Regions from separate parts of the Mus musculus genome. Here all the other regions are linked to region 1. A link is a loop called in an ENCODE intact Hi-C map of the cell type or tissue named here. Cell type or tissue: gastrocnemius. All regions are shown on one strand.

Region 1 (8,000 bases):
CTCTCAACAGTTAAAATTACATAAAATTTTTATTTTGTTTTAGAATATTTTTTTTTAAATTTTCTCCAACAAACAAACAAATGTGTGTATTTTTGGCATCTGAGTTCTTGACAATAACTAACCCAACAATAGAAGCACATATATACACAAGACAAACCACATACTGGCTTATAAGTTTCAAAACAAAATGACATTTCAAAGACATTCTCTGACCACAAAACTATAAATTAGAAAAATAAGAGAAAAAAAAAAAAGCAATTTGGTGAAGTTGGTTGATTGGCATATTAAGACCTGACTTTTGTTTTTCATCTAGTTCATCACTTATGGCTCCCTCTGCCCCTAGTTCAGCAAGGGCCCTCTGAGCTGTGTGTTTTATTTAGGCTTATAGCTCAGACCTGCCTTGAATCTGCTTTGTAGCCAAAGATGACCTTGACCCCCATCCCCTGCCTAACAAGTGTTACCTCAGGTTATGCCACAATGCCTGAGGCAAATTACACCTCCTTGAAAACAGAAAAGAACCAAGTTTTACAAATATATCTTAAAATCTTAAGTAGCTGATTATTCACCAGCAATTAGTAACTGGTTACAGTAATTGGTGATAAAACTGTGCACTCTTAGTGTTGAAAGGAACGTCCAACACAGGCCCAGGGATTTCTAGGCTTAGCAGCAGTGGGCTAGCAGGAAGGTGAGAGCACTGGGAAGGTACGAATGAATAAAGCATAGACCTCAACAACTCTTTTACTCATAAGCTTTTACTACATCTACAGTACTGCCCATAAAAATGTATACATTTCAGGTTCTCTTTTCAACAGCTGTTGCATGGCACAGTGTCACAAAACTGCTAAGTAGAAGAGGATATCCATTCCAGAAGAGAGGTGCCCGCCTTTCATCCCTACACACAAAAGCAGAAGCAGGGCAGTCTCCGTGGTTCAAGACCAGACTGATACATACAACAAACTCGGACTGCCAGGGCTACACAGAACCTATCTCAAGATAGGTAAATAAATAAATCAGTTAAATTAAATGATTCACCATGACTTCCTACCTTTAAAATCTAATTTTAGGCTAACACTAGAAATAAGTATTTACATAAAAGTGATTACCATAAAACAAACACATTTTTAAAATGCCACCCTTTACCATTATTAGACAATTATTAACAAAAATCCTAAATGCTGTCAAAAGAAACGTTGTCTTTTCTTCTAAAAAAGCTGAGTACTTCTTTTATCTGTATCTAGGTTGTACACGCTATGCTCCTGAGTGCCCAGAGAACTGGGAAGTGCTGGATCCCCAGAGAGCAGCTGGAATTGCAGGGGGCTGTAGGCCACCAAATGTGGGTGCTGGGAACTGAGCTCAAGTGTTCTGCACTGCTGAGCTGCTGAGCCACACTCCCTTACACACACACTTTTAGGGACACTGCTTCTTACCTGATGTATTCCTCCTTGTTTTCTTCTGTCACAAGAATATTGCCACCATTGGGTTTCAAATCATGACTCTTAATTTCACCTAGAATTTCTTTATCAACTGAGAAGTACATTTCCAAACCACATTCTTCAATGTTGTTTTCTCTGTATAAATGAAATTAGCACTATTTGTTATATGTACAATTCAATCATAACTCAAATGTTTTAATTAAATTCAAATTCTGAGTTTAAGCAATAAGCCTTAAATTATAACATCTAATTAAAACAAGTTGGATTATAATCATGTTACTACTTAAGACCTTGGATGCAGTTCTATAAAATGTATCAGACTGAACACTGAAAAAGGTTTGACATACATATCCTTTAAATACAACAACATAGTGGCATGCCTATGGTATAGACGAACTTACAAGCAGCACATAGAGCACAGACTATATTTTAATAAATGTATAGAGAAACTTACTTAACCCAGATGAGCGAATTATAAAATTCTGGATCAATAGATTCTAAATCCTTCAGTCCAACTGGTTTATTCAGGATACGTTTATAGAATGGTAAAGAAAATCCGGTATCTATGAATTTCCCATGAAACAGAGCCTATACAGGAAGGAAGCAATACCACTTGAGATAACTGTATAAAAGACATTAAACACCAAAATATTAGATAAAATCTCCATTCAAAAAAAAATGTCGAGGCTGGGCATGGTGGCCCGAGACTTTAAAGGCAGCACTCCAAGGCCAAGGTAGATAGATCTCTATGAACTGGAAGCCAAACCTGGTCTACACAGTGATAGCCAAGCCAGCCAAGGCTATATATAAAGTGTATGAAGTGAGACACTGCCTCAAAAAACAAAACAAGCAAGCAGGCAAACAAATCTCTCTCTCCCTCCCTCCCTCCCTCTCTCCCTCTCTCTCTCCCTCTCTCTCTCTCTCTCTCTCTCTCTCTCTCTCTCTCTCTCTCTCTCTCTCTCTCTCTCTCTCTCACACACACACACACACACACACACCCCTACCTACCCACCAACACCTGATGGAGAACTCACTTTCCCTAAAGGTCCCTAGCTGGAGCAGTGGCACAGTAGTTAAGAGTTAACTGGCTATTCTTGCAGAAGATCCTGGTTCATTCTCAGTACCCACACAGGATCACTACTGTCTAAACCTCCAGACCCAGAGGATGTCACATCTTCCTCCAAGCTCCACAGACACCAGGCACACACATGGTGCACAGATATACAGGCTGGCAAAACACTCAAACAGATAAGTAAATAAAATAAGGAGAAAAATTTGTCACACGATCTGTTATAATACTTACACAAAAATTTAGTACTGCTGAATTAGTAAACACAGTTTTGTACTTGTACTTACCATGGCAATAAATCTGCCAATAAAACGAAAGTATTTCAGGTGGTCTGGATTGATGTAAGAAGCGGGGTTTATCTGCAGGCAGTAGTTATCCTTCCCTGCATATTCAAACAGGCAATACATTGGGTTCAACACTTCATGTGACAAAAGAAAGAACCATTCTCTGAAATCAAAAGAAAACTTAGGATGAAAAATTTTGTAGGTAACCATGTCAACAAATCACAGAGCAGTGTTACAGAGCTGTCAGGAACCTGCTCACATCAACTAAGATGGTTTTCTAATTGCTTGTTGAGTTTTCTTGGTTCTGTTCAAACTCACATTGTGTTACGTAGGATATTTATATATTCTTAAATTTCAAATAGTCTAATATATCATTAGTTTTAAAGACCCTTATTTGATTGCCCACTAAAATTCTTCTATTCATAATCATAATATGCACCCTAATTTTAGAAATATTAAAATGTGAAAATGGTTTGAGTGGATAGAATTTTATACACAGGCAAGTTTAAAATTCACTACTGGGCCAGGTAATTAGAGGGGTTGAATGGCAACTACTATTCTACCTTCAATTAAGATCCATAGTGTACTTAAGGACAGCCACTATGCCAGACATCTCATTGTCACAGAGGAAGCACTTACTCCAGCCACTCGATTATTAGAAAAATGCCCTGGAAGCTTATTTTATCTGTGGTCTGTCTGTCTTCCTGCATGTGCATGTGTTTGTGCTCGCAGCTTACAATTGCCTTTAATTCTTATCCAAGAGATCTGATGCCATCTTCTAAACTCTTAGCACTGCATAACCACCCTCCACCCCAACACACACATAATTACAAACAACAAACCCTTTGTTGTTGTTGTTGTTGTTTTCCAGACAGGGTTTCTCTGTGCAGCCCTGGCTGTGCAGGAACTCATTTTATACCAGGCTGGCCTTGAACTCAGAGCTTTGCCTGCCTCTGCCTCCTGAGTGCTGGGATTATAGGTGTGTACCACCACCTCTCCCTTACAAGTAAAACCTTACATAAGATTTAAGAACAAAAACAAAAACCTAGTAACTGGTGAGATGTACTCAGCAGTTAGTAAGCACACAAATACTCCGTTTCTGAACTAACTCATTAATAAACAGTATTTCAGCCAGGCGTGGTGGTATATACCTTTATTCCCAGTACTTAGGCAGAAGCTAGAAGATCTCTGTGAGTTCAAGGGTAGCCAGGTCTATATAATTTGTTCCAGGATACCCAGGGCTATGCAGAGAGACACTGTCTTGACAGACAGACAGACAGTATTTTAGAAGCTAGAGAAATGGGTCAGTGGCTAACAGCACAGGCTGCTCAGAGGACCTGGGCTCAGTTTCCTAGCACCCACATGGTGGCTCACAACTATTTATAACTCCAGTCCCAGAAGATCCAAGATCTTTTGGTTCCACAGCACCATGCACACATGTGGTGCATATACATACACACAGGCAAAACATATATATATATAAACAAAAATAAATATTAAAAAAGCCAAACCAACCCTCAGAGGCTGGAAAGATAGCTCACGGTCAATAGCACTTGTTGGAAGGACCTGAGTTTGCTCTCTGCACCCCCATGGTGGCTCACAGAGAACCAGCACCCTCTTGTGGCCTTCAAGGGCATAAGGCATACACATACATGCAGGCAAAATAATCATTCACGTAAAATAATGTAGATAAATCTAAAGAAGTTTAAAACACAAAACCCAAACTAAGTATTTCTACTCTTCCTAATAATTCTACAGATAGATATTTGCTCAAAAGAATAAAATATTCAAATTCAGTCTTTCCTTCAAAATTCTTGCCCTTCCACACTGTTACTACTTGGCAATTTACTATTTTATTGAAGAAAGGATCTGATATAGTCCAGGCTGGCCTCAGATGCCCTCGGTAGCCGAAGCCTTGAACTGACCCTCCTACCTCTACCTCCCCAGTGTTGGTTGGGATAGGTCATGTGCCACCATACCCAGCTTTAACTTTTATTACCTATTCATTTTTAAAATACTTGGTTTTCCTTGTATTTTTATTTATTATCATTGTAGCAAGGCTAAATGTGAGTGTGTACAGGTACAGGTGCACATAGGTATGTGCAGGTCATGGCACACAAAGGCCACAGTGTGCATATGGAGGTTACGTGCACATTTCACTTTGGAAATTGGTTTCTTTCCTTCTGTAGGTTTTGGGAACTACACTAAAGTTGTCAGGATTGTATGGAAACCACTTTTACCCACTGAGCCATCTGTGGCCCTAGTTTAAAATTTTAAACTGATGTAATCCTGTCACGCAATAAGCAAAGCTATATCTTGCTCAAGGATGTCTAGTTTGAACAAATAGTCCAAAATGAATGAAGCAGAACAGAGATCTTCAACTCTCTTTTTCATAGCACTCTATTCTCAACGCTAAGTTAATCCTGGGTACCGCTAACTAGCAGGACACTAGCTAGGAAGAAATGACTTGGTCACTACAGGGCTTTAGGTAATCCATGGAGCAGACAGGAGCTGGCTGGCTGACACTAGTTACTGGTGAGAAAATGAAAACGTTGCATTTGCACTGAGTGACTCTCTGAACTTCGTCATCTGTAAGATTCTCTACCACGTGGTTATTCTGAGGACCAAGTGAGTAATGCAGGTGTAATGGACTTAACAGGTTTTAGGAAATAGGTGCCAAGTTAATGTTTGCTGGAATTTTGTAGTTCCAGCATTATAAAACTATAATAATTTCCTAATTTCACTTTCCTGAAACATAATATTGAGAAAATACTGCGAACAAAGTGTAATGATACCTTTGGAGGAAAGGAACTAAGTTCTGAGTATTCATATATCACTACCTTGCTACACCTCCATAATCTAAACCTTCTTCTCCTGGGAAAATCACCCACAAACGTCTTCTCAGGTCTTGCGGGCTGAAGCTCATGATCTACAAAACAACAAAGCAGAGAGAGCTGTGACTGCAGCCGTGGAGACATCACCACCACCTCCCACTTGCTCCACTGTAGGTGACTTAGGTCCATGTGAAACAGTGCTCCCAGTTAGCTCACGTTGCATATAAAGAAATATGATAGCAAAGTTTCATACATTTACTCTAAGCATCTATATTTTTATATACTTTATACCCCTCTATATGAAACTTATGAAATCGTTCTAGCAATTGTGTAGGGTAGAAAACTCTAGGCAGATCAGAGATTACCAGTCAGGTAGGCAAGAGCAGTAGTGCTGATTAGGTTTGGTTTTTGTTTCGGTCAAAAAATATACATAAAAAGCTAACTGACTAACAGTGGCTACAGAGAGAACTCACTTATCTATGGAAACATACACAGTGGGAATCTATACATTATATAGAAAACTACTACTTTGCTTCCCACACTGGGTGGTAACAGTGTTGTGTTCAGATATGAAGGACAGTAGCATTACAGAGCTATAGTACATAAGTCAATTTGTTTCACCCACAGTAAAACTATTTATGTCCCCTTAGGAAAACACTACAGGGGCCTGGAGAGGGATAGTTTGATATAATACCTGTACTTTATCAAGTGATAAGAATAAACTGTTAACACTTAAGTACCCAAAGAGGATTAAGTTCTCTCAGTTCCCTAGGAAACAGAAACAGATTCACCACTTTCAGGAGTTCACAGGCTACTCAAACAGCCAGCATCCAGGTGTAACAAAAAGCCCAATGGCTTTGACTGCTGTGCATGGTTATGATAAATACCCTATAAGTACCATAAGCTGAGCACTCAGCTACACACCTGAGAGGCGTCACTAGGCTACCATTAGTTTGAACAATTCTCTTTAACAAGTGATAATGTAAAGGGACTTTTTTCTTCTGAACTTTACACCATAAATAGCTGTACTATGCTAATTAAAAACACCATTTAAAGCAGTTTTATCCAGCACCTATGAAGAAAATATGTTGTTAAACTTTAAATTACATCTTATTTTGATATTAGACTAATTACCTTTAAGCAATCATATTTTCTCCTCTATTATAACTGCCCATCTATTTGGTGGATGCCAAAACTAAGATGAGAGTTGTAAATGTTTTAGAACATAAACGTGTCTGCAAAAGTTTTTCAGTTGTAAGAGCAAAAAGATAAAGGGCTTGTTTAATCATGGTTTGCATCTTGTCACTATAGCTACCTGCGAGTTATATATAGTCAAAAACAAAACAAAACAAAAGCTTCAAAAGACACCGACAACTCAGTGACAAGAGAGTAATCATGAGAGACAATGAGAAATGTGTAAGGGTGTGCTGGGACGATGGCTCAGCAGTTAAGAGCACTGACTGCTCTCCCAAAAGGTCCTAAGTTTAATTCCCAGCAACCACGTGGTGGCTCACAACCATCTGTAACGGGATCTGATGCCCTCTTCTGGTGTGTCTGAAGACAGATACAGTGTACTCACGTACATAAAATAAATCAAGAAGGAAGAAGAGGAGGAAGAGGATGATGAGGATGATGATGATGATGATGATAATAATAATAATAATAATAATAATAATGTGTACAGGCTGGGCTGAGAATGGGCCAAGGAACCTGACATCAAGCCATGGGTATAAATGATCAGTCAATCTCCAAGTCCTCCTCCCTGGTCCTTTATGTTAATGACTGAGGTTACATTAGAACCAGCCTGCTAGGACCAGTGATTCTGGTCTCTTTCTCTTCTGCATTCAGTTTGGTGCTCCTGAAACCTATAGCAATACATTGCAGGAGCTTGCACATCATTATTTCTACATTGAAAAATAAAACAAAGACCAGCAAAATGCTTTAAGCAAACTTCCAACCACAGGATGTTTTACTATTCTAGCACATCTAATGCTTAATTGTAGTTGGCTTGGAAGTGATAGCTAGAATATAAAAGTCAATTAGTGAACTAACTCACTGATGGGAAATGAAAACTTTATTGACTACTGAAAATTTATATACCATCTTTTAGCAACATTAGCCATTGTTGTTACCAATGGGCTAATTTCTTTCCTATTTAAAATCACTGATTCTAAGAGAAGCACATGCTTACCATAGGAAAGTAACAGGACAGTATAAAAACCACCCCCTTCCCTACACACCACATAGTTCATATGACTATTTTTAGAGCTTTGTTTAGTGACAGATTTTCTACTTATGTATCTATTTCAGATTACACACAGAACTTGAAACCCACTAACCACTCTTACACTGAAAAAGCAGAAAACACTGCATAGGAACA
Region 2 (8,000 bases), 220 kb before region 1:
GTGATCAAGAGGGAAAGGCCCCTTGTGGGTGGTGCCATCCCTGGGCTGGTAGTCTTGGTTCTATAAGAGAGCAAGCTGAGCAAGCCAGGGGAGGCAAGACAGTAAAGAACATCCCTCCATGGCTCTGCATCAGCTCCTGCTCCCTGACCTGCTTGAGTTCCAGTCCTGACTTCCTTTAATGGTGAACAGCAGTATGGAAGTGTAAGCTGAATAAACCCTTTCCTCCCCAACTGGCTTCTTGCTCATGATGTTTTGTCCAGGAATAGATACCCTGACTAAGACAGTGTACATAGTGAGTTTCGGGACAGCCAGGACTGTGCAGAGAGATCCTGTCTCAAAATACCAAAAACAAAAAACAAAGATTTTGGCATAGAGTTGAAGTTAGGTTTTTATACTGCCAATGCATTTTCTGTTTACCTCAAGTATTTATAGTATTTCATGCAAATACACTATATATTTTTGTTTCCTTGAAATATAATAAATATATTTCATCTTTATCTTTAAAAATGAGATAAGGCCTGGAGTCTTTGGAGCTTATGCTTGGTAGTAGATGAGTTCTCCCATAAAGCAAACATTTCTTAATTTCCTTACATATACGTGGGCAAGCTGTCTCCTGTGGAACTACATCTATATTCACAACCCTCAAGATCTGTTTTCTGAATCTGTCACAGTCAATGCTCCTGGACTGATAATGAAGTTCCATATAAGTAATGGAAAATATCTAACCTAGAAACTTACATGTAGACCTGTTGCCCCATACAGCTCTGAGGGAGTCTGAAGGCAGTTTGATAAGAAATCACAGGTTGTACAGTTGCTTCTGCTCATCCTAGCTGAAGACCCTAGCTGCCTTACTTGTCATTAGTCAAGACATTTGTAAAGAAATGCTCCCAGGAAAGCAAGCCAGGGACTCTCATCTGAACTCCTCCTGCCCTCAGGTATTCATGTTTTCTGGTCATAGGTGACCATAAACATCTTTAATTATATCTCAGAAACAGTGTTAGAGATTCTATCAAGTCCTGAAATGTTAAGATACCTGTAGCACTAATGCCTGCACCTTGATTATAACATGTAGTGTCTGGCCAGTGTTACAGTGCTGTAAGTTCATTACCACATAGAAAACCTTGACGCACTAGGTTGAAATTGGGTTAAATTGGTATTTAATGACGGTTACTGATTATAATCATTTGTAACACAAAGTACCAGGATTAATCAGTTAGTGATGACTTAGAGTTACCATGACATTTTAACCTCCAGGTACTTTTTACACCAGCAATATTTTATGATTCCTTTTCTCACTTGTCTATTAGGCCTTAATGGAGGCAAGTGAAGTTTAATAGTAGGTTACATCAGAGAAGTCTTCCTAGAAAAAGAAACCTTATATTTCCTCTGAAACAGTATTAACTTTAGAATTACGTATCTAGAACATCTCAATGTATCCGTTATCTCAGTACTACTTTCTTCTCTTAGCATTGACAATAGAAAGCAACTGCATCTAAATTTATAGTTTATTTTTTTCATCCCCGTAGAGAATACCAAGATTTGTGGAGATACCATAGTAATCATTGAATCAAAGGTTTTCATTCTTGGCTGTTGGTATTTGGGCCAATAATTTTTTGCTGTGAGTAGCTATCTTGTACATTGAGGTATATTTAATAGCATCCTTAGCTTTTACCTACCAGATGCTAGTAGACACTGTGCATTTCTTTCTTCTAATCGTGCCAACTAAAGATATCCCTGGATATCTCTGGGCTATCAGTTTAGATGTACTTGCATTCTCTTGTCATTGCTAAGAGAAGAAAGTAGTGCTAAGATTAAAAGATTAACTGATAAATTAAGATGTTCTAGATATCTCCTGGATGTTACCTGCAGTGGGAACCACGGATCTAGTTCAAATTCCCACATAGTACCATAAATGCATGTTAGCATGTTACTCCTGAGCATGTAGTTAGTCTATAGTGGAAAATTTCTGGGAACAAGCAGCTCATTGTAGTCCAATACGATCTGTTCTGGGTCCCATGAGAGTGTCCTTGTTTATTGTGTTTTGTTTTCAGTCAGGTTCTCACTATATAGCTATCACTATCCTTGAACTTGCTATATAAACCAGGCTAACCTTGAACTTGCTACTATCTTCCTGCCTTTTTTCAATCTTCTGAGTGTTGAGGTTTCACGTGTGTACCATCACATCTGGTTCATGAATGTTCTTTCTAATTGCCATCTTTGAAAATGGGGTGGGATTTCACAGAAGTAGATCTGGTTTCAACAGATGACTGTTTATCATGTTGTCTTTAACTAGAAGTTTTAATGTATAACTAAGATATTAAGCAAGCAAAAGAACTTCTCAAAGAAAAATCAAAATTAAATCTGAAACTGTAAACAGTGATGGCCAGCTGGTGTTGAGACACAAGACTTTGTAACCCTGGTGTAGGGACCATGTCAAGGCCAGGCTGAGCTCTATATCAAGACCGCATCTCTGAAGAAGGGAAAGGGGAGAAAGGAACAAAACATAAAAATCACAGTCATGAAGAATCTGAAGAACCAAGTGACTTGAGTTGCTAGGAAGACTACGTGAAGAATAATGTTAGAATTTAAAAATTGCTCATGAAGCCAGACTTTCCAGGGAAAGTAGATTGTAAAATTGTTAGTTACCTTTGAAATGGGGAGACCCACGGGTGTCTGTCTTCTGGGCCTGGGCTCCCTTTGGAGGCTGGTGGTTGGGGTTGTCTTCTCTAACCATTTGCATGTTGAACATATGTTAATAAAATGGTCTGGAACAGCTAACCTACCACTAAGTAACTGACAGTAAGTAACTCTAGACTGATAAACTCACTGATGCTATGGAGGAGAACTTTCTCAACCCAGGCTGTTACAGACCTTGGTTCAGACTTACTATAATAAACAAGTTTGCACTAAATTCATGAATTTTAGGATTAAACTTCCAGTTTTTGGAATTTTAGATATTAAGAATATTCATGTGTTTGGGAGGCAGGCAGATTTCTGAGTTCGAGGCCAGCCTGGTCTACGGAGTGAGTTCTAGGACAGCCAGGGCTATATTTTAAATTTTAACTAAGTTGTTCTGTCCAAAGAAGTGGAACAAAAGAAGTTTTCAAAGACTTAAGAGCATTTACTAGCCGTGCTTGCTAGCTGACCTGCCACTGTGGGCCCTGTGGTAGGAAGAAGACAGGAGCTGGTTCTTTGTACTTTGCGCCTGCATGCTTTGGCCTTTATACTAAGGGTACCATGAAGGACATCCATTACCTTGTCTGCTGCTCTCCCTTTGTGAATGTGGTCCTTCATGTTCCCTACTGATTTAAGAATCAGATGGAGCTAGTTATAGCTACAGAGAGAATCCACACTGGACAGTTTGTGTACTGCAGCAAAATGTCCAGCTCAGTATCAGCAGTGTTTTCTCTGTGGGCACCATGCCTGAGTGTACTATTGTGTTTTCTGGGGACATGCCTGGAGACAGAGGCAAGTTTGTGTGAACCCTTGAGAACTATGCCATAGTCATCTCCCACACCCAAAGACCAAGAAGACCTAGGTAAAGCTGCCTTCAGGGTCTAAGGTCATTTTTGAGGCCAACAGAGCTATTATTGGTATGGTGGCCAGTGGGGGTAGAATTGACAAACCTATCTTAAACATGAGCCCTGCATACTACAAGTAAAAGGCAAGAGGAATTGCTAGCTACATATGCAGGGTGTGGCCATAGATCCTGTGGAACATCCCTTTGGAGGCTATGACCACCAGTACATTAGCAACCCTCCACTATCCAGAGAGATGTCCCTGCTGGGCACAAAGTGGTTCTCATTGCTGCCCACTATACTGGGCGACTACATGGAACCAAAAACTGCAGAAGAAAGAAAACTAGGACTCAGGGGCCCAATGTAGTAGTTCAGTCACTAGTACCACAAATAATAATAAAAAATAAAAATCATATAAATGAAAAAGACCACTTTATTTAACAAAAGAAATTTATCAAGAATATAGCTAAATTTTTATATACTTAATAACCTAGCCTCTGAATATATAAAAATTACATGGAAATACCAAATCTTGGAGATTTTAACATCTGTTAGTAATTGATGAATCAAACATAAAAAATAAGGGTCACTGGGCGTGGTGGCGCAAGCCTTTAATCCCAGCACTCGGGAGGCAGAGGCAGGCGGATTTCTGAGTTCGAGGCCAGCGTGGTCTACAGAGTGAGTTCCAGGACAGCCAGGGCTACACAGAGAAACCCTGACTCGAATAAATAAATAAATAAATAAATAAATAAATAAATAAATAAATAAATAAATAAATAAGGGTTTAAAAAAAAAAGGCTTTGATAAGTTTTCTATAATGCGTCAAGCCTGGTGGCTTACACTTTTAATTTCAGTGCTTAGGAGGCAGGGGGATCTCTGAATTCCAAGCCAGTCAACGCTACATAGATCACCTGCCTTCCCTAAGCCCCAAAGACCATGTATACAAACTATGTAATCCTAATTCCAGAGGTTTGCTTTGTTTGTTTGTTTTGCTTTTTTTTTTCGAGACAGAGTTTCTCTGTATAGCGCTGGCTGTCCTGGAACTCATTTTATAGACCAGGCTGGCCTCAAACTCAAAATTTGCCTGCCTCTGCCTCCTGAGTGCTGGGACTAAAGGTGTGCGCTACCACACCCGGCTCAATTCCAGAGTTCTTAATCTTTTCAAGCATAAATGGAATATTTGTATGAGTTGACCATGTTTTTTTTTAAGTTTTTAAAAAAGAATTATTTATTTATTTTATGTACTTGAGTACACTGTTGCTGTCTTCAGACACACCAGAAGAGAGGGTATCAGATTCCATTTCAGATGGTTGTGAGCTACCATGTGTTTGCTAGGACTCAGCACCTCTGGAAGAACAGTCAGTGCTCTGACTCTGAGCCATCTCTCTAGCCCAAGTTGGCCATGTTTTCAAAAGCAAGGTTTTTTTTTTTTTATTAGATATTTTCTTTATTTACATTTCAAATGCTATCCCAAAAGTTCCCTTTACCCTCCCCCCGCCCTGCTCTCCTACCCACCAACTCCCACTTCTTGGCCCTGGTGTTCCCCTGTACTGGGACATATAAAGTTTGCAAGACCAAGGGGCCTCTCTTCCCAATGATGGCCGACTAGGCCATCTTCTGCTACATATGCAGCTAGAGACTCGAGCTCTGGGGGTACTGGTTGGTTCATATTGTTATTCCACCTATAGGGTTGCAGACCCCTTTAGCTCTTTGGGTACTTTCTCTAGCTCCTCCATTGGGGGCCCTGTGTTCCGTCCTATAGATGACTGTGAACATCCACTTCTGTGTTTGCCAGGCACTGGCATAGCCTCACAAGAGACAGCTGTATCAGGGTCCTTTCAGCAGAACCTTGCTGGCATATGTAATAGTGTCTGTGTTTGGTGGCTGATTATGGGATGGATCCCCGGGTGGGGTAGTCTCTGGATGGTCCATCTTTTTGCCTTAGGTCCAAACTTTGTCTCTGTAACTCCTTCCATGGGTATTTTGTTCCCTATTCTAAGGAGGAATGAAGTATCCACACTTTGATCTTCCTTCTTCTTGATTTTCTTGTGTTTTGCAAATTGTATCTTGGGTATTCTAAGTTTCTGGGCTAATATCCACTTATCAGTGAGTGCATATCTAATGACTTCTTTTGTGATTGGGTTACCTCACTAAGGATGATATCCTCCAGATACATCCATTTGCCCAAGAATTTCATAAATTCATTGTTTTTAATAGCTGAGTAGTACTCCATTGTGTAAATGTACCACATTTTCTGTATCCATTTCCTCTGTTGAGGGACATCTGGGTTCTTTCTAGCTTCTGGCTATTATAAATAAGGCTGCTATGAACATAGTGGAGCATGTGTTCCTATTACCAGTTGGAACATCTTCTGGGTATATGCCTAGGAGAGGTATTGCTGGATCTTCCGGTAGTACTATGTCCAATTTTCTGAGGAACTGCCAGACTGATTTCCAGAGTGGTTGTACAAGCTTATAATCCCACCAGCAATGGAGGAGTGTTCCTCTTTCTCTACATCCTCGCCAGCATCTGCTGTCACCTGAATTTTTGATTAGCCATTCTGACTGGTGTGAGGTGGAATCTCAGTGCTGTTTTGATTTGCATTTCCCTGATGATTAAGGATGTTGAACATTTTTTCAGGTGCTTCTCAGCCCTTCGGTATTCCTCAGGCGAGAATTCTTTGTTTAGTTCTGTACCCCATTTTTAATGGGGTTATTTGAATTTCTGGAGTCCAGCTTCTTGAGCTCTTTGTATATATTGGATATTAGTTCCCTATCCTATTTAGGATTGGTAAAAATCCTTTCCCAATCTTTTGGTGGCCTTTTTGTCTTATTGACCGTGTCTTTTACCTTACAGAATCTTTGCAATTTCATGAGGTCCCATAGCACAAGCCATTGATGTTCTGTTTAGGAATTTTTACCCAGTGCCCATATCGTCAAGGCTTTTCCTTACTTTCTCCTCTATAAATTTCAGTGTCTCTGGTTTTATGTGGAGTTCTTTGATCCCCTTAGACTTGACCTTAGTACAAGGAGATAAGAATGGATCAATTTGTATTCTTCTACATGATAACCGCCAGTTGTGCCAGCACCATTTGTTGAAAATGCTGTCTTTTTTTCCACTGGATGGTTTTAGCTCCCTTGTCAAAGATCAGGTGACCATAGGTGTGATCAAGTGACCATAGGATTCATTTCTGGGTCTTTAATTCTATTTCATTGATCTACCTGTCTGTCGCTGTACCAGTACCATGCAGTTTTTATCACAATTGCTCTGTAGTACAGCTTGAGGTCAGCCATGGTGATTCCACCAGAGGTTCTTTTATTGTTGAGAAGAGTTTTTGCTATCCTAGGTTTTTTATTATTCCAGATGAATTCGAAAATTGCCCTTTCTAACTCTGTGAAGAATTGAGTTGGAATTTTAATGGGGATTGCACTGAATCTGTAGATTGCTTTCGGCAGGATAGCCATTTTGACTATATTAATCCTGCCAATCTATGAGCATGGGAGATCTTTCATCTTCTGAGATCTTCTTTAATTTCTTTCTTCAGAGACTTGAAGTTCTTTATCATACAGATCTTTCACTTCCTTAGTTAGAGTCACACCAAGGTATTTTATATTATTTGTGACTATTGTGAAGGGTGTGGCACATGCCTTTAATCCCAGCACTCAGAAGGCAGAGGCAGGTGGATTTCTATGAGTTTGAGGCCAGCCGGGTCTATATAGCAAGTTCTAGGCCAGCAAAGGCTACATAATGAGACCCTATCTCAAACGAAAAAAAAAATTAAGAAGTGAATAAAAATTACAATTAAGGAGCAGCACCATATGTTTCTTTATAAAGAGTGACTAAGCTGGGGTGGAGCTCCACTGAGGCAGGGTCTACCCAGCAGGTGCAAAGCCAAAACCCAGCCTGCCAATGCATGTTGATAATCTGAGCAGTTGAGAAGTGGAGGCAGGGGGATCCAGAGTTCAAGGTCATCTTCAGCTATCTAGTAAGTTTGATGCCAGCCTTAGCTACACAAGACCCTGACTCAAATAAGTGAATAATACTTTTAAGAAAAGGACAACTAAAAGTGATTTTTAAAATGTGAAGAGTTTAAAGAAACATATTCTTAAAGGATAAATATTACACTGTGAGTTATTTCTTAATATTAAAAACAAACTGGAGTTAGATTGCACAGCTGTAATTCCAGCATTTGAGAGGATGAGGCAGGAGTGTTTCCCTGAGTTTGAGGCCAGCCTGGGCTATGTAACTCTGTTTCAAAACAGCAGTTGAGAATGCCTGCTTTTTCGGAAAATCAGAATTTAGTGTGCAGCATCTACATAGTGGCTCATAACCGTCTGTAACTAGTTCTAGGAGATCCAACACCTCTTCTGGTCTTCACAAATACCAGGCATGTAAATGGTGTACATACATATACATGCAGGCAAAGTGTATATAAACAGAAAAGATTTTAATCTAAAAATAGTTCTTAAAAGACAAATTTTT
Region 3 (8,000 bases), 230 kb before region 1:
GAGTTTATGTATTTATGTATGTATTTATTTATTGTTCGTATTTTTAATCTTATTTCTTTATAATACTGTTTCTCTTCCTCCCCTCTCCTCCCCTCCCCCCCCCCTCTCTCCCTCTCCTCTTCTCTCTCTCTCTCTCTCTCTCTAAAAGAATTCTGATTGGTTGCTACTTTGACCTATAAGCCCTAAAGATGCCACCTTGCTTGGACTTAGAGGATGATCTGGATAAATGATAATTAAGACATTTTGGTAAGTGAAAGTTTATGTAAGAAATTCTTTTTTTTTTTAAGTCTACCTTTTTGGTTTTTCTTTTATTTTAAATTTGTTTTATATGTACTGTGTATATTTTGCATTCTTGTATGTCTGTATAACACATTCATGAAATTTCCAAGGAGGCCAGAAAAGGGTGGGTGACAAATGCCCTGGAACTGAGGTTACAAACAGTTGAAAACCTCCATGTAAGTTCTAGGAATTGAACCTGGGTTCCTAATTTCTTTCCCAGCATATTATCAGTACATAGAGAACCTAGCAATTTACTTTTATTTGCATGTGTGTTTATTGGTGCCTGTGGAGTCTAGAAGAGGATATTAGATCCCCTATAGCTGGAGTTCTAGGCAAGGTTGTGAGCCACCTGACATGGGAACTGAGCTTCAGTCCTCTCAAAGAGCACTTCACTGATGAACCATTTTACTAGCCCTGCTACTGGGTTTTCTAGGTTAATTTTATATCCCTGATATTTTCTTGAAAGTATTTACTACCTAACTCTTAATAGTTACCTTGAGACGTTCTTAGTATGTTTTAAGTAAGTGATCACATCTGTAAGTAGGAATGATTTGACTTCTGCCTTGCTTGTTTCTATGCTTTTTATTTACTACAGGCACTAGCTGGGCTGATATAATAGCACATACTTTTATTTTATTTTATATTTTGCATACACCTTTAATTCCAGCACTCCAGAGGCAGAGGCAGAGGCAGGTGGATCTCTATGATGAGTTTGAGGCCAGCAAAGTCGACAAAATGAGTTCCAAGACAGCAGAACTACACAGAGAAATCCTGTCTCAAAACAAGCAAACATACAACAAAGAGTTCAAGCACTATAATCAGTATGACCAGGGGTGAAGTGGGGCTGGAGAGTTGCTTAGGGGTTAGGATACTTGTTATTTTTGCAGAGAAGCCAAGTTCACTTCTTAGCACCCACACAAAACTATTGGATCCTCTAAGAGCAACATGTTCTCATAACTGCTGAGCCGTCTCTCCAGCCTCCACATCTTATTTCTATTGTATGTGCATATCTTGTAGGTGCATATGCCACCATGAGGTACAGAGGTTAGCAAACAGCACACAGAGGTGGTTGGTTCTCTCTGTCCTCACAAGGCGTGGCTACAAGTGCCTTTACACACTAACCCATCTCACCAGCCCTCATTGTATGGTGATCATTTTTATTTTTTTTTTAATTTTTTTTTTTTAGGTTATATCCTTTTGGTTTAATTTTGGTAATTCATGTATTGAGAAACATACCAGTTCCTTCTAGTTTTAACAACTTACTGGAAGTTTTCAAAAATTCCTTAGAGATCCTCTTTGAATCTCACTGCTTTAATATCTCCTTTTTAGTCTATGTATTATGTATATAATATATATTATGTATGTATACTTATCTTTTTTGAGGCCAAGCCTCTTTGTATCCCAAACTGGCCTTAAACTCCCTTTTAGCCAGATATGATCTTGGGTTTCTGAGATCCTCCTGCTTCCATCTTCCATGTGCTGGAATTATAGGTATGTATCGCTATGCCTGATTTGTGTGATGGTGGGGATCAAATCCAGGGCTTTGTGCATGTTAGGCAAGCTCTATAGCAACTGAGCTGCATCTTCAGCCTCCTCATTTTCTTAATTCATGTCTATTTATTTTGGTCAATTTGGTTATCTTATCAAAGAACTCTTTGTTTCGTTAATCTTTTATATTTTTCTTTTAATCCATTTTATTAACACCTATCCTAACATTTATTTTATCTTCCCCTTTTTTTTTGAAGAAAATGTTTAAACATCTGTTTATTTACTGTTGTGTGAGTGGGCTTGGTGTGTGTTTAAGTCAGATGACAACTTGTAGTTTAATTCTCTCCTGCCGTCATATGGATCTTGAGGGTCAAACTCATCGGCAAGCTTAGGAGCGGTCCTAGTCACCTGCTAAGTCAGCTCACCCGTCTGTGTCATGGCTTTCCAGCTACTAATTTTGGTTTGGTTTACTCTTGTTTAACTTTAATGACATATATCATTAAGTTATTTTTCTTTCTGTCCTACTTTGAAATGGTTGCTAAATACCTACAGTTTTTAGGCAGTTTCAAAACTCAGTCTTTCTCTTGCTAAGTAAGCAGCAGCTTTTTAGCCTTAAAATTTTTTTGTTAGTTTTATTTATTTACTTTTAATATTATTAGAAATTCTTAAATGTAGCTGGAGAAGTATAGTTATTTTATAAAGGATTTTTCTGGGTGCTGTTGTTTGAGACAAGAGCTTACTTCTGCAGCCTGGGGTGAGCTCAACTTATGATCTTCCAAAGCGCTGGGGTTGCAGGTGAGCACTGCTAACACTCAGATCTATTGATTTTCCTGTGTCACTTTGTATATTTCTCCCAATAGTCTAGTCTTAACAAAAAAAAAAGTAGCAAATAATATTATGAAAGGAAATTTTATCTGGTAAATAAATTACATCTTTTATAGAGGTATGGATAACATATTAAATAAAAATGATATGCTGACTATATAATGATAGTTTATAATACTCTGCATCCTCTCTTTTTCTGAAGGTTTACTTACTGTTCACTTTGCATATACTTCTGGAATAATACACCATGGTTTTGGATGACCTTCCAAACTTTGAAGACATCTATACTTCCTTGTGTTCATCTACAATGGGCGACTCAGAGGTGGAGTTTGACTCTGGACTAGAAGATGATGACACGAAAAGTGATAGTATTTTGGAGGATTCCACAATTTTTGTAGCCTTCAAAGGAAATATAGATGATAAAGACTTCAAATGGAAACTGGATGCAATATTAAAGAATGTGCCCAACTTGTTACACATGGGTAATTAATCTTTGCTTTCTTCTTGTTGCTTTGACATGCTTACTTGCCTACAACCATGATGCTAGGATTACAGGTTTAGGCTACCTTGCCTAGTTTTAAAAGTTGCTAGTAAAGTATATTGTAATTAAATAAATTTCAAATATATTAACATTAAAATTAGTATAGAGCTATCTGATGTGTGTGCAGAACACAGATAAGTTTCCAGTAATCATTAGATTGGAAGAAACTTTAGTGTCTTTGTCCTGTGGAGCCAAGATCTAAAGTTTTTCAGTGTATTGAAACATGTCTCCAAATGTGATGGAAAAGCAGGCTTAACACTTAGAGCTTGTCTGATTTCACTAGGTTTCAACTCAGCTTGCTTAGCCTTTCTCTGGGTCACAGTTTCCTTACCTTTAAGAGCACTTTGACTAAACATAGTCTAAGCATTTTTAAAATTTGTAAGTATATTAATCCCATCACCCTTAGCAGGTGGTCTGCTTTGTTCTTGTTTTACATCACAACAATAAATTCTGTGTTAATATTTTGTATCTAATGGTTTAAGAGCTGGAATGGGCTTAGGTGGCATATTGAAACGCTCTTCATGGATATCTGGATTTTGAGAAAGCATTTTCCTATAGAGCTATTTTATTAATATTGAAAGATGTAATTTGGGCAGTGTCACATACCTTTAATCCCAGCATTTGGTAGGCACAGGCCAGCCTTGTTTACAGAGTGAGTTCCAGAACAGCCAAGACTACACAGAGGAATTCTATCTCAAAAGAAAGAGAGAGATATAATTGAATAAAGGGTATGAACTGTTTAGTTGATCTGAGTTTATAACATAAGGGAAAATATTTTGTTTGGAGTTGCCAGATAGCTTTTATTTCCTTTCTTATCTGTGAAATGTAATTACAAACAATACTACTACCTCAGTTTACTTTGTAAATCTTTAATTGTAAAATACATATAGTAGAGTTTGCCATCTTTATGATTTTTATATATGGCTCAATGATTCTTAAATGCAATTAAAATATTATGCAACAATTACTAGTAGCTATTTTTATAACTCTTATAAAATTAAGATCTATAACTATTATATAATAACTTCTCATTCCCTACCTATTCAAGCCCTTAATAAGCACCATTGCACTTTTTTTTTTAATTTAAAAAATTAGATTTATGTGTATGGGTATTTTGCCTGCATGCATGCAATGTCCATAGAGGCCAGAAGAGGGCATCATATCTTCTGGAACTAGAACTACAGCCAGTTGTGACTTCCCTCTTGTGTGCTTAGAATTAAACCTTAATCCTCTGGAAAAGCAGCCAGTTATCTAACTCTCCAGCCCCCTTGCTTTATTTTTACCTACCCTATCAAAGCAAAATCCTGTATCTTTATTTCCTGTTTTATTTCCTTTAGCATAATATTCTCAGTGTTTGTCCATGAGCTGTAGCACATGCTAGGATTTCCTTCCTGTTTCAGGCCAAATATTCCACAGCATGTATGTATATACTACATCGTCTTACTGTTTATCTGTTGCTGGGCACTTGAATTCCTTCCGTGCTTTAGCTGTTATAAATAACGCTGCTGTAAATGTGGATATACTCTTCCATATTGTGCTTTCAATTCTTTGGACTGTATCCTTAGAAATACAAGTGCTGTATTATATTGCTGGGGACCAGCCCTGATATTCAGTTACTGAGGTGGGAAACAGCATCAGTCAAATGCCAAAGGCTGATGACCTCTGACCTTCTAACTCTCTCTTACTGTCTTGGGGGCCAGAAGCTGATGCAGTTTCATAGGGAAAAAAGAAGGGGGGGGCAGGCGCACATGTATGCACACATTCACACTTTGGCTGGGCCTAACCACCTGTTTCATCCATTTCACAAGTGTACATGCATACACATGTACCTACATACATATGTATGCCCAGACATATATAACATATATATATTTATATATATGTATGTATGTATGTGTGTGTATGTATATATATATATATTTTTTTTTTGGGTGGAGGAGCAGAGCCCCAAAAGCCATACTTTATTTCTTCTTTCCACCTTTTTATACCTTCTTACACAAAAGTTCTTTATAAAATTACCTCATAGATAAAATGTTACACAAATGGGGAGTTACAGTAGAATGTCAAAAGCAGTGTTTCATTCTATAAGCCCATTATAAGTTCAAAACAACAGTTTCACATAGCCTTGCTTTATCATAGTGCTCACCTGTGGTTTCATCTTTGGACCTGACCTAGAATCAATGTTTTCCTTGATCACAAATCTTTCTCAAATCTATTTCTCTTCTTAGTATAATTTATGAAAGCTTATCATACAGCCTTTACTTACTATTCTATGAAGAGGGGCACATTCTATTCTTGACTCTAACACTAAAACCATCTCCTTAAACTTTCTTCCTAAAATTATTTGAATTCTATAAAGTCATTAATTCATCTAAACAGCATTAATTCATAAATGTTTCATCTTCATGTTGAAGTCTGTAGGAAATTTGCTCAATAGAGTGGACTGATGCCCAAGAGTCATTAGGCTATGTAATAATGGCAGGAATCAGCCATTATTTTGCTGAAATGGCCAGCATATCAGCAGTGAGAAGCAATCCTGGGGCGAAGTCTCTGGGGCTGTGCCTCCTAGAAGGTCTATCACAACCATGCAAAATGGTGGGCCATCTCCAGGAAACTCGCTTGCTATAGCCTTTCCTAGATGTCTGGCTACTGTCATTATATAACTTTCTTTTTTAATTCCTCACCATATAGTTCTCTTAGTAGTTGTACTTTTTGTGTATTCCCATCATTAGTGCACAGGGGTTCCCAATTTCCCCCATATCATTGTCAACATTTGCTGTATTCTACTTTTATAATGACCACCCTAATGTGATATGGTATGTAGTCATTTGATAGTGTGTTAGGTTTGTTTGTTTATTTAGTTGGTTGGTTGGTTGGGTTGGGTTTGGTTTGGTTTTTGTTTGTTTGTTTGTTTGTTTTTTTCAAGACAGGGTTTCTCTGTATAGCCCAGGCTGTCCTGGAACTCACTCTGTAGACCAGGCTGGCCTCGAATTCAGAAATCTGCCTGCCTCTGCCTCCCAAGTGCTGGGATTAAAGGCATGCGCCACCACTGCCCAGCTTGATAGTGTTTTTTTAATGCACAAAATCACTAAGAAGTCCAGTGTTTCAGGCCAGGCAGGAGTGATGCACACCTTTAATTCCAGCATTTAGGAGGCTGAGTCAGGTGGGTTTCTGTGAGTATGAGGCCAGCCTAGTCTATAGAGTGAATTCCAGGACAGCCAGGGTTACACAGAGAAACAATGTCTCAAGGAGAAAAAAAAAGTTTATTGTTTCTATTTTTTTCTTTTGTTGCCTGTCCCTTTGCTGCCACATCCAAGAAATTACTGCCAAGTTCAAGGTAGTGAAGGTTTGTCAGATATTTTCCTCTAAGAGTTTTAGGTCCAAATTTAAGTGTTCCATTTTCGATTAATTTTTGTACATTATATTAGGTATAACTTCACTCCTTTGCATATGGACACACACGTTCCCTAGAGTAAGTTAGCATTTGTGCATTCTTAAGAATATGTCCAGAAGTTTGTATAGGTTTTAGAGTTGCAGAATGCCAAATGCTTTTCTGTCCTAAAGGAAGCTGACTTGTCAGAGTGTATGTTTCCTCCCTCTGTTGTAGTTCAGTGAACTCTGCTCTTATTTAAAATAGGGATTTTTTTTTCAGTTGCTCATTCTCAAATGCCTTCAAAATTAATAATGTTATTCTCTTTTCTTCGTGACCAAGAATCCAGCAAGCTAAAGGTACAGAAGGTGGAGCCCTGGAACAGCGTGCGAGTCACATTCAACATCCCCCGGGAAGCAGCAGAACGGCTACGGATCCTGGCTCAGAGCAACAACCAGCAGCTTCGGGACCTGGGGATTCTCTCCGTTCAGATTGAAGGTTCGTTACTTTGCCATGTGCCTATCTGAACCACAATACAGTAACAGTAGTACCCCTGCGTAATTTCTGATGCTGCCTTGTCTAGCAGTTAGGAGAGACTTCTCTGCTTGCCATTATATGACATCTCTACTAAAAACCTGTAAGGATCTTTTTGTTCTTTGTGGTTTTGTTTTTTAATTTTTGAGAAATGATTTTGTGTAGCCATCGGCCTCCAATACCCTATGTAGCTGAGCACAATCTTGAACTTCTAAATCTTCCCTCTACCTCTGATGTGCTTTGATAACAGACATGTTCTAACACACTGGGTTTATGCAATGCTGAGGACAGTACTCAGTGCTTTCTGCATGCTAGGCAAGGACTCTGCCAGCTGACTTATATTCGCAATACCTGGAAAGCTTTTTATAGTGCAGTTATTGAAAGAAAATGGTAATTTCCTCACAAATACTCCAGAGACTCTACACTCAAGTGTTACAGTGTCCGTATTATCCTGCCTTCTTTCCACACTGAACTTCATATCTCTTATCTTCTAATTATAAACTCCCAGAAGGAAATCAAGAACTTTGAGTTTCTGAGTTTCTTCCTGCTCTCTCCCTTGTTTTCATCCTGCCCTTGCCCACACACAATTTGTGGGTCAGTTTTGAAAATAAATGTTGAGACTTTGAAGCCCTCTGACACTAAGCAACTTGATTAATGATTGTGAGGACTGATTGTGATCGCCTTGTGCTTGCTAAGCTGGAACAAGCTGCATAGGCTAGGATTTGTTTCTTGTAGTTCCAGCTTCTAGAGGGCAAGGCTGGGAAGTCATGAATCCAGAGCTAGACTGAACTATAAGGGGTTAGGTTAGGGTTAGAATACTGAGCTATCCCTTTTTGTAGTGGTAAACTTGGTATAATTCTTCAAAATCAGGAAAAGTAATTCTTATGTATCTGTCTTTAAACTAAATCTGCATTTTACTCTGGCTATTTCCATTTTGTAACTCTACTGTCATTTTCAGGGGAA

The links. Peaks named below come from ENCODE experiments on the same cell type or tissue, not always from the same donor. Only the 100,000 strongest peaks of a DNase experiment are listed, where the experiment ranks them.
Region 2: it touches region 1 in a loop (2.4-fold over the local background); 4 of 42 quality-filtered maps call a loop at or near these places.
Region 3: it touches region 1 in a loop (3-fold over the local background); 2 of 42 quality-filtered maps call a loop at or near these places.

What each region holds. Positions count from the first base shown.
Region 1 is chr2:155,204,008-155,212,007 of GRCm38, reverse strand. It overlaps Itch (itchy, E3 ubiquitin protein ligase), which reads right to left. Exons shown (of 25, transcript NM_008395.3): 17 at 5,627-5,715; 18 at 2,790-2,949; 19 at 1,888-2,021; 20 at 1,428-1,568. Among named protein-coding and RNA genes, the nearest start is that of Gm52565, 28 kb to the left of the region's middle. In gastrocnemius, a CTCF peak has its summit at 4,401 (motif pointing left); no DNase peak of the experiment used is centred here; H3K27ac peaks cover 715 bases.
Region 2 is chr2:155,423,146-155,431,145 of GRCm38, reverse strand. The region is part of intron 4 of Ncoa6 (nuclear receptor coactivator 6); the gene reads left to right. It also overlaps the pseudogene Gm17959. Among named protein-coding and RNA genes, the nearest start is that of Ncoa6, 14 kb to the left of the region's middle. In gastrocnemius, no CTCF peak of the experiment used is centred here; no DNase peak of the experiment used is centred here.
Region 3 is chr2:155,432,934-155,440,933 of GRCm38, reverse strand. Ncoa6 (nuclear receptor coactivator 6) reads left to right here and starts at 151. Exons shown (of 14, transcript NM_019825.3): 1 at 151-246; 2 at 2,795-3,074; 3 at 6,846-7,001; 4 at 7,996-8,000. The coding sequence starts at 2,840. In gastrocnemius, a CTCF peak has its summit at 4,275 (motif pointing right); no DNase peak of the experiment used is centred here.